2 separate regions of the Homo sapiens genome follow, and region 1 is linked to region 2. The links are chromatin contacts, found by Hi-C or POLR2A ChIA-PET in ENCODE. All regions are on one chromosome and are shown on one strand. The core of a region is the stretch at or near the end of the contact, and the rest is flanking DNA. Distances in the headings are between cores, read along the strand shown.

Region 1 (5,588 bases), core at 383-2,882, 180 kb before region 2:
GGCAGAGAGAAAAGCAGACACAAGAGAAGTAGAGGGAGAAGTAAAAGAAAACTCTCAGGGAAGCCATGGGAGGGGAGAGTTTCGGGGAGGAGTAGGCATCTCATTCTGGTATCTGAGGTGCGTCCAAGAGGTGGAAGAGCCTAAAGACTGCATCCAGTAGTGGGGAATTACTGCTATCCATTTGAGAGACAGATCTCGCTGGAAGAGAAAGAGGGGAAACCTGGTAATAGATAACTAAGGAGTGAGAAAGTGTAGCACAAAGTGTAGAAACTGTAGCACAAAGTGTAGACTGTCATTCAGTAAATTGGGGGACATGGAATGTGGCTGGCAGAATGACAATCTGATAGAGATAGGCACAGTTAAACATTTTTGTTGTTATGAGGAAATAGGGAAGTGTATTAGAAGGAGCCAGGAGGGGAACACTTAAAGGGGAATTGAATGAAAGGGAATAAAAGCTGATGAATTGCAGATTTAGCATATTGTGGAGAGGCACAGTTCAGGAGGAATAGGGTTCGTCTTGAAGAGGAGGACACTTTCCTGTGAATCATGAGGGACAGAAGATCCATATAGAAGAAGACAATAGCTTTGATCTTCTATTACAAGAAAAGGACATTTGTGTGAAGCAGGGAGGAATTGGGAGCCCTAAGTAAAGGCTGAGGAAGTGTCTGGAGTTAGGAAGAGAGGGCAGGAGAAGGAAGAGCTAGATGTTGAAGAGGAGGAAGCAGAGGGATTGGCTGTCCTAAGAGGGACCCAAGCCTGTGGAAGACTTTAAAGTGGTCAGCACACTTGGGTTCCCTTAGCAACAGAGAGACTCTCCCTCATTCATCAATAAGAGTGGATTTATTCACTGATATGTAGACATTAAAAAATTGTTAGGGTGACATTTTATAAAAAGTAAGAACTCTCTTATATAGCAGATCTATAAAAATTAGTGTGCTAACTGGGCTTAGCAAAAGTTGGGCAAATCCTTCCTAAAACACAGTTAATATTTGTTGAATTCCTTTTTCATCAAAATGTTAACTTAGAGTTGAAATGCAAAAGAAGAGATTTGATAAAGCATTTTGACATTTGGCATTTTAAAGTAATTTCATTAGATCATCAAGCTATGAATTATTAAACATTATTCTACTGTAAACAGTTTTTTTCCATTATCTTTCTTTGAATTAGAAACAAGTTGCATGCCATTTGCCTAGAAGAAGATAAATGTATTATGCACTAAAATATACAAAGATTTTGGCACTGTTTTTTTTCTGCTTTTTATTCATTAATGCCTTTGTTTAGTCTTACATCAGATGAATTGGACAAATTTGGGCTTTGTATGGCTAAAGCCAGGAACAAAATTCTCTAACAGTGTTGACAAAATTCACTTGAAAAGTCAAGTCATCATTCAGGACGAGTCATTTTCAATTTAATTTCCACCCTAGCACACTTGAGAAAAGTAGAGTCATCTGTTATAGTGGCTCCCAGGATAGTGATTCCAGTAACTTCCAGAGGGGACAGTTTTGCTCACTGGAGCACCTCCAGTGTTAACACATCGAAGGTGTCCAAGATCCCGTTGTTGTCTGGCTGATTTTCCGTGGAGAGTGAGGAGGTGTTTGACAAGGCCCTGCAGGGGATTTCCCATCCCATGAGGCAATTCATAACCAAAACAATTCAGTATAAACCAAACTAACAATTAGCCTTTTCAAAAGTGCTCATCTGTGCTGCCCAAAGAGTTGATTTCTTTAGAAGTTCTTCTAACAAACCAGGGTAGTCCTGATCTTTATTCTTATAGGTTAAAAGTTGTAGGAGTTAAAGTCAAAATGCAGAAACATTATGCTACAGTGTGAAGAAAAGGTATGTCTGAGGGCCAGGGCCTTTTTAAGAGGCAGTCAGAACAATGGCTGGCTGCCCAAACATAGGGAGCCAATTCTGTGATGTGGTTGCCATGTTCCAGTATCCACCTGGCACTAAATGCCTAGAAGCCCAATTTCATTAGTATATATAGAGGGTTTGGGAGTCCAAGGTTGACAGACTCATCCCGACCTCACAAGAAAACTGAGGTTTGAACAAAAATGTTAATGCATTCTTTTCCAGTAAAAACTGTACATGTCAAGTATGCTTGCATCTGCCAGCCAAATCATTGTCTCCCTTGCATGCTTGTCTGTGGGAAAGCCAGGTTATAGTAGGATACTTGCATTGTGGACATGGAACCTGGAGAGGGGAGTTAGCTGATGAGATTAATGTCTGATAGCCTCAAGCTCTGGTGCCAGTTGCATCCATTTTGGCTGTAGGAGAGGAAGTTTCATTCACAAACTCTCACCTATGACAGGGTTGAGCCATGCTGCCAGTTGTGTCTTTCCAGAGTTTGCTTTTCTATAGATAACATACATACTTTTTGTAAAAGTACCGTTTAGTTGTCATCACAGCCTAGTCTGTTCGATGTGGGGTGGTCATAGTCTCTTGGGCCTTTTCTATTGGTAGATCATCCTCATCCCCACATTTTGGTTTTCCCTATTTCCATCTTAGAGTTTGTCCATCAGTTCAGTTCAGGGGATACCATGTTACCTGTCTCATGTCCTGCTTATGGATACTTTTCTGTCTGTTCATTGATATAACTTCTCTGACTAAAAGCTAACCTCCTGGAGATAAATTTTTGGCACATGACTTGATAGTGGTATTTAAAAAAAAGTTTAACTGGTATAAGTGGAATATTTTAAAGTGCCCTGTTTATTTACCTCTATGATTAAACAGTTACTAAAATATAAATTATAGACTTTGAGGGTTTTTTTTGAATTTTGATACAGAGATCATTTTCTTTTGAATAAAAAATAATGTGTTTACAGTTAAGGGGAAAATATCCTACTCTTACCAACTCAGTTTTCCCTTTCAATTGTAAAAGGGAAATAGACTGTATATCTTTACAATGTAGAAAAGAGATGTGGAATATCCAAGACTGAAGAAACAATGTTTAGGATAAATAAACAATATTTATGCACGTAGCAACTTATAAAATATTATTTTCTCTCAAATTATTCTATGAGAATGATTTAAAAGACTAAGAGTCTGTCTAAACTATCTGGTTTGTTATCATTTTTGTATCTTGAAACAAGTCAGTAAAAACTATGATCTCATAGAGCTACTTGTTATCTGCTAATTTGTCAATTTTGCTTTTTCTTTTACTTGAAACAAAGAAATGCAAACCAAGAAGGTAGTGATTAAATATCCATATGTCTATAACTTTTAAAAAATTGTATAAATATATATTTATTCCTAGGGTTATATTTTTCAAAAAATCTGTTGCTCATTACAGAAAAAAAAACTGATACATGCATGCTAAGTGAAATTTTTTTTTTGGATGAGTTTTTTTTTTTTTTTCTCCAAGTTAATTTCAGCTGCTGGTGGTGTTACCTTTGTCCTCCATTTAGGTAGCATTGCTCTGTGTTTACAACTTTCCATCTTAGTTTCAGTGGATATTCTTCAGAGAGTGACCTTATGCTCAAATAACACTTAAATGTAGGACAAGAAGGTGGCTTTAGTAGAATGACCTCCTAGTAACAGCTAAGAAACACTAGTAAATGACATTAACAGAGATGTACTTAATAGGCTAATGCTTAGATCAAACCTTTGTATAAACTAATTCAAAATGCATAATGTAAAAATCTATAAAATTCTGACACAAGAAAAACTGGTTAAATTAAACTATCTGGATATTAAAATCTTTGAAGGACATTTAAACACAGATAGGCTTATTGATTTAGACTTGGAAGATTTAGACTTGGAAGAAATAGCACGACTGAATGTGTGCTGTGGCACAGTTAGTTCTCTTCTATTGTTTTAATGATGCCCTTAATCCATACTGGGACAGGGCTTATCTAGGATGTGATTTAAGGTATGAAGTTACTTCTTTCAGGAAGTTTTCTTTTTTGTGATTCCTTGGAAATTTCTCAAAATGTTGGAAGAGTGAAACACATTGTCATTGTAACACATTTTGTGACCTAGTTTTGGTCTGAGTATACTTTTTTACTAGCAAGATACCCAGAGGATTTAGACTTTACTCTGACAGCTAAATGAACTCAAATGTATACTGAATGTAAATTGCTTTGAAGGCTGTGGATCACAAGTTAATAGATTCTGGACCTTGTTTTCCCTTTCATGAGCCAAACATTCCTTGGATTTAAGGGTAGGTTTAAATTAAAGTGTAGCAAATTGCTTCCCTCTTTGGAAATAAGCAAAATCACCCTTCTGATAATAAAATATTTCTTGAACATGTCAAGACAGTTACTGAGGAAAGAAAGCATGAGGGGAAAAACGACAATAACTTTTCAGAGACTTGCTCTTTAGGAAATGGAATATGTTTAGTAAAAGGATAATTGCCTTATCCCATGTGACTTGAAAATAATGAGACAAAGAGAAAATGAAAACACTCCATACAAGAACTTATATGACCAAATAAATCTGGTCCCATGGGAAGCAGTCCAGTTTTTCTAGCCCTACTTTAATTGAGCAAAACATTTTCAGACTCTTTTGGAATTATCTTCAGAATCGTTTTATGGGCCAAAGAATCAACATCTTTATTATCACACCTCTTTTTGGACCCAAAAGAATATTACTCAGCCTGATCCCCCACTTAATTTATCAGACTTGGTTCAGGCTTCTTCCAAAAATACAGTACACTCTCTTATAGGACAACTGAATATTTTTCTTAATTCATATTATATATCCATTCAGCAATCATGGCTGAGCACCCCCAATGAGTCAGGTATGTTGTGGTAGCACAGAGGAGTCCTGGCTGTGGGAGAGGGAGGGTGGAAGGGGAGACAGTAAGGATATGGAGAATGTGTGAGCATAATCTTTGAAGATCAGTAGGGACGTCACCAGATGGACAGAGAAAAAGAGAGCTTTCTAGGCAGCAGTAACAGCTGGTGTTGAGGCACAGCACAAAAATCACGCACATTCTAGCAACTGTAAGTATTTTTAGGATCCAATAAAAGATGAGGATGGAGTGGCGAGTGGGGCAAGATCACGAGTGACCTAATAAGCCATGGGATGGGGTATGCAGTGTTTAAGAGTGAGGGTTCTCTTGCTTGGTTTTCTGAGTACAAATCCTGGCTCTCTCATTTACAGTCTTTAGGATGCTGGGCAATTTACTAAACTTCTATACCTTAATTCTTCTCATCTGTGAAAGAGATGATGGTACCTGTATTATAGGGTAAAGAGATTTAAATACATAAAACAAAATTATTAGCATTGTGTCTGACACACAGTAAGCACTCAGTAAGTGTTAGCTATTTCTTCTGCTACTTTGTCCAGTGGATAAAAGACAATAGAAGGATTTTAAAGAGCAGAACACACTTCTTTATCTTATATACACCATTGACCACTTCTTTCTTCTTGAAACTGACTCTTGCCTTGATTTTTTTAAACAGCTCTATTGAGACATACTTGACATGCAAAGCAATTCACCCATTTAAAGCGCTTGATTCAGTGTTTTTACTATATTTACAGGGTTGTGCAACCATTGTTAAACAGTCTGATTTTAGAACCTTTTCATTCTCCCTCAAAGAAACCCCATACCCATTAGCAGCCATTCCCCACTTTTCCCCAAC
Region 2 (5,885 bases), core at 127-2,626:
ATGGTATGCTACACATCTCATTTTTCTTTGGAGCACCAAAATAGAAAATGAGAACCCTAAGTCTTTGGCAAAATAACTCTGCAACTTTGAGAAAGTCATTTAAAACACCTCGTGAAGGGCTTACACAGTGCCTGGCACATAGTAAGCACTTTAAAAAGTTATCTATTACTGTTACTATTAGAGTTCATCATTAATTATTTAACCTTTTATTTCCTTAACTTCATCTGAGAAATGAAACTCTGACTTAAATTCTCTATAAGATCCTTTCTTGTGCTCAAATTCTTTGGTTTCAGTTACATCGCTCCTTGATGATTTACATAGTTTCATTCATGTCTGCATGTTCATGCATGTATGCATTCATGTTTCTAGAATGTAACTGGGGCACTTCTTCTGACAAAGCATGCAGTGTGGCATCCTTTTTTGGTTTTTTGTGTTTGAAAGGCCCATCCAAATTGGAGTGGAGTAGGAAAAAAGTGGGAGTTCTAGACCAAAAATAGCCCTGATCTTTGGTCTGTGACATTTTATAGGAATCCCAGTGATTTTTATGAAATTCGAAGTCTGTAAGACTGAAAAAAAAAAAAAAACCACCCCTAAAGAACAGATTTTCATATCAGCACTGTCTACTCAAGCGTGACTGCTTAAAACAGTTAATAAAACTGGAACCTGATTTTGTTCTTTTAGTGACTAGAAGCAGCTAGACTTCTGTTAATGCCAGTGCTACTGCTGAGTCAGAACATAGTAGCTTTAAGGCCTGAATAACATTTGCTAGTTTTTTATGCCTGGGGGCTTCCTGGGTCCAGGGCAGGTGATGCTACTGCTCCTACTACTGACCACTCTGTACAGTGGATAAATTCAACACAAAGCCTTCATGTTACCCCTGCTTCTGAATGGCAAGTTATTTAATCACTCGATGAACTCCCATCTATTTTTCCCCATGACTGTTGAATATATTTTGTGTGCATGTGATCATAAAGAGGAAACTAGGGAAAGCAGACATACTGATGACCTTCTGTTAAAAGGAAAGAGAATCTTGACTAAAGTCAGCTTGCCAGGACTTGAAAGCCATCACCTTCTTTCCCTTATTTATACTACCTGACAGTTGTGTCTACCTCCAGCACTGATGTCTGCAATCTTGTTAACATTGTTAGTGCCCCCTTAGTACATGAGGCCAGTGAAATGGACCAGAAGGAACATTTGACCGGCATGTTTGACCTGCTTCCAAAGAAAAGCCAGTTCTGCTTTTGGCAAAGTCCTGACAATCGTAGGTTGCCAACAGCAAAGAAGCTGTAGAGTTCTATGGTTTGTGCCTTTAGATTTTACTTTGTGGTTTCTGGCATTGTGTCATCAAAATTATGTTCTGTTTCCTCTGAATGCATTACCTTGCCAGAGAAAAGGGACAATGCTGCACCCTAGCGTCACTGCTGAAGTACTTGAAAAAATATTTCTGTCTCCTCCATCACTGCCATTTATAGATTTTGTGCCCTGTTGGGCTTGCCAATATAAATGTCAACTTTTAAGGCTTATATTCAGCAGTCCAAATAGTGGAATTAAGTGCAAGCATTTTTAATGGACCTATCAGAATTTCACAACACATATTTGGGCCATAAAAGTTCATTCTGGACATGAAACCAAATTTTTTTTAAGGAAAGCCATATTCACATACTCTTTTTTATTTTTTTCTTTGGAGACAAGGTCTTGCCCTGTTGTCCAGGCTGGAGTACAGTGGTGCGATCTTGGCTCACTGAAGCCTTGGCCTTCCGAGCTCAAGTAATCCTCCTATCTAAGCCTCCCAAGTAGCTGGGACTACAGGCACAGGGCACCACAACCAGCTAATTTTTATATTTTTTATAGAGATGGAGTTTCACCATGTTGCCCAGGCTGGTCTTGAACTCCTGGGGTCAAGTGGTCCACTTGCCTCGGCCTTCCAAACTGCTGGGATTACAGCCACCCCACCTGGTCCATGTTCACATACTCTTAAAGGGAAAAACATTTCTGTGTTTAGGAAGATTTAAGCCTTCAAGTAATAGCAAGTATTAAAAGTGAAACAATAGTTTTAGCCTGTGACATCTTAGAGCATTTTTAAGAATGATGTCATAGCTAAATGGAAATAAAATATTGGAATAGAGAGAACGGAACTCACTCTGGACTCTGTGACTGAGCTTGCTATCTGTGACTTTGGCAGTTCATTTTATTCCTCATTCTCAATTTCCCCATCTATAAAATGAGACTAATAACACCTGACTTACATGTCTTAGGAAATTATTACAGGAATCAGAGGAGGTGATAGACTTAAAGTTTTATATATATAGTTATGTGTTTGTTTAAAATTTTATATAAAATTATATAAAGTTATTTGTATATGTACACACATACAAACAGAGATGTGCTGTTCCTCTGAAGGCTTTTGGCATTCAGTTGATCATATACTTGCAAGATGTAATTAGATGTAGATACATTCAAAGCCACAAATAAAAAAGATTTTAAATATTTCTAGGAGTTATTAATATAATCAATTTCTAGCTGACTGGTGAATATACACAAAAATATTGATACACATAGACCTGACAACTAAAAAGGAATGAAAGGAAATTTTTAAAGCTCTCTAACAAGCATTTTTCATTCCCTCCTCTGCCCTGTCCCATTGTATCCAGACACTTACACGTGCATTTCTTTTCATAATTAATAGTGGTATTTTTGGTTTTTTTCTTTTTACTTCTATTGTAGGCTGTACTATTGAACAAATCTATATATTGCTCATTGTCATTTCTATTTATTGCTTCTAGTAAATATGTCCATGAATCTGTCTTTGCCTCAATAATGTAGCTCTCTCAGTATGCCTGATAGAGGCCGAATTACAGTGTCTTCCCCAGACACCCAGGCAGAGAAGCCATGATGACAGGGTTATCTTCCCAGCTGAAGTCTATGGCCTGGGCTCCGTGTAGGTGAGGGAAGGGGAAATGAAGTGCTACAGATCTTGAGACCTGTACCACATCTTCCTGAAATCTGGAAGTACATTCATAAGAACACCTCTTCCTGGGCCTTAGTCCCAACAAGTAGAGGCCAAGCAGAAGACCCTAATGTGGGCCAGCACAATTTCTAACTGTAGTTAAAATTATTTGTTCCAGTATTTGAATAGCTATGTACCCCGTCCACTAAACTATGATTTTATTTTTGGTTCAGAGTTATACAGTCTGTGTGAGAAAGAAGTCCCTGCATCCTCTGATTTTCTCTGTTCAAACCTACTTACGACCTATATGTAAACTATAAATAATATCTATACAATGTATAAGTTATGTAAGTCCATTGACCCATTAATTTTTTAAAGAATCTTAAGTTATACATAGATACAAGCAGTTCATATTTTAAGTGTGGTAGTGATGTATTTCCTATGCATCTTGTATTAATAACATTTTCTAATTATAATAATAGTAGGCAGTGTATTGATTGATAATTGACTGTGTGTGATGTATATCAGGTGCTGTGCTTTGTACTTTAAATTATAAATTTATATATTACTATAAATTCAAATAAAGTATAACTGATCCTCATTACAACTGTAAGTTATTATCATTGTATACATAAAGACACTAAGGGTCATAGATGTTAAGTAATTTGTCCTTACCTGCCAGTAAGTGGCAGGTGCAGGATTTGAACCCAAATCTGCCTATTTCCGAAGCCTGTGCTTATCACTTGCTGTTCTTTCCACATTTCTGATCCCAGAATGGTTTTCAGGGGAAATATAAATAATAGTCTTTTAATTTACTGTTTGCTCACTTTGGAATACCACAGACTTCCTTTTATAAAATCATGTTTGTATAATGCAGGACTAGCACGTTTTAGCCTCATTTTTCCTTCTGATTCTAATGTATATATTTAATATGTAGGGAATTGCTCTTTAACCAAAAATGCAACCAAATTGATATGTTAATAAACCATGTTGGATGAGCATCATAAAATCATGTCAATACTGGGGTGTTCGATCAAAACACAAAAAGCATTCTTGGACATAAAGGAAGATATGTACCAGTATGGGTCTCCTCTGAATACAATAAGTCCTGCTTTGTCACTAAGTCAGAGCTTACTGCCTGGTAATATATTTTCTATTTCTACATCATCCCTTACATTTAGTGTCTGCTACCAGAGCAATCTCTTATCTCCTCCCACTGAATTTTACAATTCTTCTGTGAGATTACCCTCTCCCCCATGGCCACCATATTGCAGTAGGACAGAGATAAACAGAGACCCTGCCAGTGATAAAGTGAAGGTCTCCTGGGACTCTGCCCCCCATGTCTCCCCCTTAGATTTTGCCTTTCTCTGGAAATTGATGAGAAAACAGCTTCTGCATAGTAGCTAATGCTTATGTCCATGTGTGGTTCTTTTGTAGCGTGATTGGACTCCCAGGAGAAGAAGACTGGCCTAGAGATGTTGCCCTTCCCAGGCAGGCTTTTCATTCAAAATCTGCCCAACCAATTGAGAAGTTTGTAACAGATATCGATGAACTAGGCAAAGACCTACTTCTGGTAAGTTTTTCTGATGTCAAGCTCGTCTGCACTGTGCCAGTGAGACACCTGCTCTACCCAGACTGGGTGGTGGGCACAAATATCAGTTCAGTAGCTGCTATAGGCATCACATGCCACAGCCACATGGAGCAGGAGGCAACAGTCCCTCCAGAGGTTTCATTTTCACACTTGTAGCAGCTGGTGGCTTTTGATTCTGGAATGTCTTTCTGATCCACATTTTTTTAAATCTGCCATCTTTGAATGTTTATTTCAATGCAGGTTTAGAAGCCTCTCGATTCACTTTGACATATGTTTCTTTAGAAGTAAATATTATGTTTCCTTTCTTACAGTTTCATGCTACTTTAAGTAATTTGTTTGTCATTTTAACGTGCCTTTTCTTAAACATTCACAACTTTGGGGAGATGTTTTTCCAAAAGAACTATATAGCAATACTTCTTCTAGTTGCTGATTTATTTAATAAGTATTTAGTGTGCCAGGGACATATAAAATACCTCACTGAAAATAAGGACTTCTGTGCTCTGAGACTCTTAATGCTCAACCATATACATAATTTCCTATACTTGGAGGCCAGAACAATAGGTAGAAAAGTGTACCTGTTGGGCTGTTCTTGATGTCTGAAACCCAGTGAGTAATGAGTGTCTGCTTTACCTCCTGAATTAACAGCCTTTGATATCTGCTTCTGCCCGTGGGTGAAGCACAGGTCTTCTCCATGTGTCTCATGCTGGGGCCCATGCCAGAGAGGCAGCAGCTCCCTGGGGCATGTTTTTCTCATGATAGAAGGTATCGATGCTCCAGAAGGGCAAGCAGAAATATGCAATGCCCCTGAAGGTCCATACTTGGAAGAAGTACCCGCCACTCTGCCCATGTTCCATTGGCCAAAGCAAGTTCCATGCCTAAGGCCAACTTGAATGGAGGAAAGAATGCTCCCCCTATGGTGAGAGGGGAGAGAAAAGAGGGAATATGTACTAAAAGTTATCCAATCTACCATAGTATCCAACTCTTGACTAAGTTGTGATTCCAAAAGCTCATTTTATAAGTAAACTATTTGGCAATTAAACTAAATTTTCTTGCAGAAACAATATTATTAACACAAAGTTTTTTAATTAACCCTCAACCTGGCAACCTTGTTCCTGAAGTAGAGCAATAATAGAACTTAAACACCTTTTTTTTAACCATATTTCTATAGGACAAAATGTATTAAGACTTCCAACGTGAGATTCTCCCACACCCCCACATTTGGCTAAGGTGTTCTCCTTCTCTCCACCCTCTTCCCAGCTTTAAGCCATCAGTGTAGCTGTGAGGAAAGGGCTTCCTCTCACATAATCCTCTAGAGACATGTCTCTGTATTGTGAATGTATTCCCACA

The links. A loop is a pair of places that touch in the nucleus more often than their neighbours do. ChIA-PET counts read pairs that join two places held with the same protein, here RNA polymerase II (POLR2A). Pooled maps may share reads with other maps.
Region 1: a pooled map shows a loop between it and region 2 (2.3-fold over the local background). The contact joins two enhancer-like sites. A Hi-C loop is called at or near these places in 3 of 168 maps with a recorded cell type or tissue (PC-3, endothelial cell of umbilical vein and heart right ventricle), 11 of 37 single-sample maps with no recorded cell type and 13 of 50 pooled maps. POLR2A ChIA-PET finds 5 or more read pairs at or near these places in 7 of 52 experiments (GM12878, Panc1, activated CD4-positive, alpha-beta T cell and 3 more).

Annotation. Positions count from the first base shown.
Region 1 is chr7:92,793,860-92,799,447 of GRCh38, reverse strand. The region is part of intron 2 of CDK6 (cyclin dependent kinase 6); the gene reads left to right. Among named protein-coding and RNA genes, the nearest start is that of CDK6-AS1, 40 kb to the left of the region's middle. RefSeq lists an enhancer at 1,493-1,562. Within about 2 kb of position 1,632, at least 5 of the 41 ENCODE cell types and tissues checked have a DNase peak (open chromatin) inside an H3K27ac peak, as active enhancers do.
Region 2 is chr7:92,616,707-92,622,591 of GRCh38, reverse strand. It overlaps CDK6 (cyclin dependent kinase 6), which reads left to right. Exons shown (of 8, transcript NM_001145306.2): 7 at 4,385-4,520. Among named protein-coding and RNA genes, the nearest start is that of FAM133B, 29 kb to the right of the region's middle. Within about 2 kb of position 1,376, at least 5 of the 41 ENCODE cell types and tissues checked have a DNase peak (open chromatin) inside an H3K27ac peak, as active enhancers do.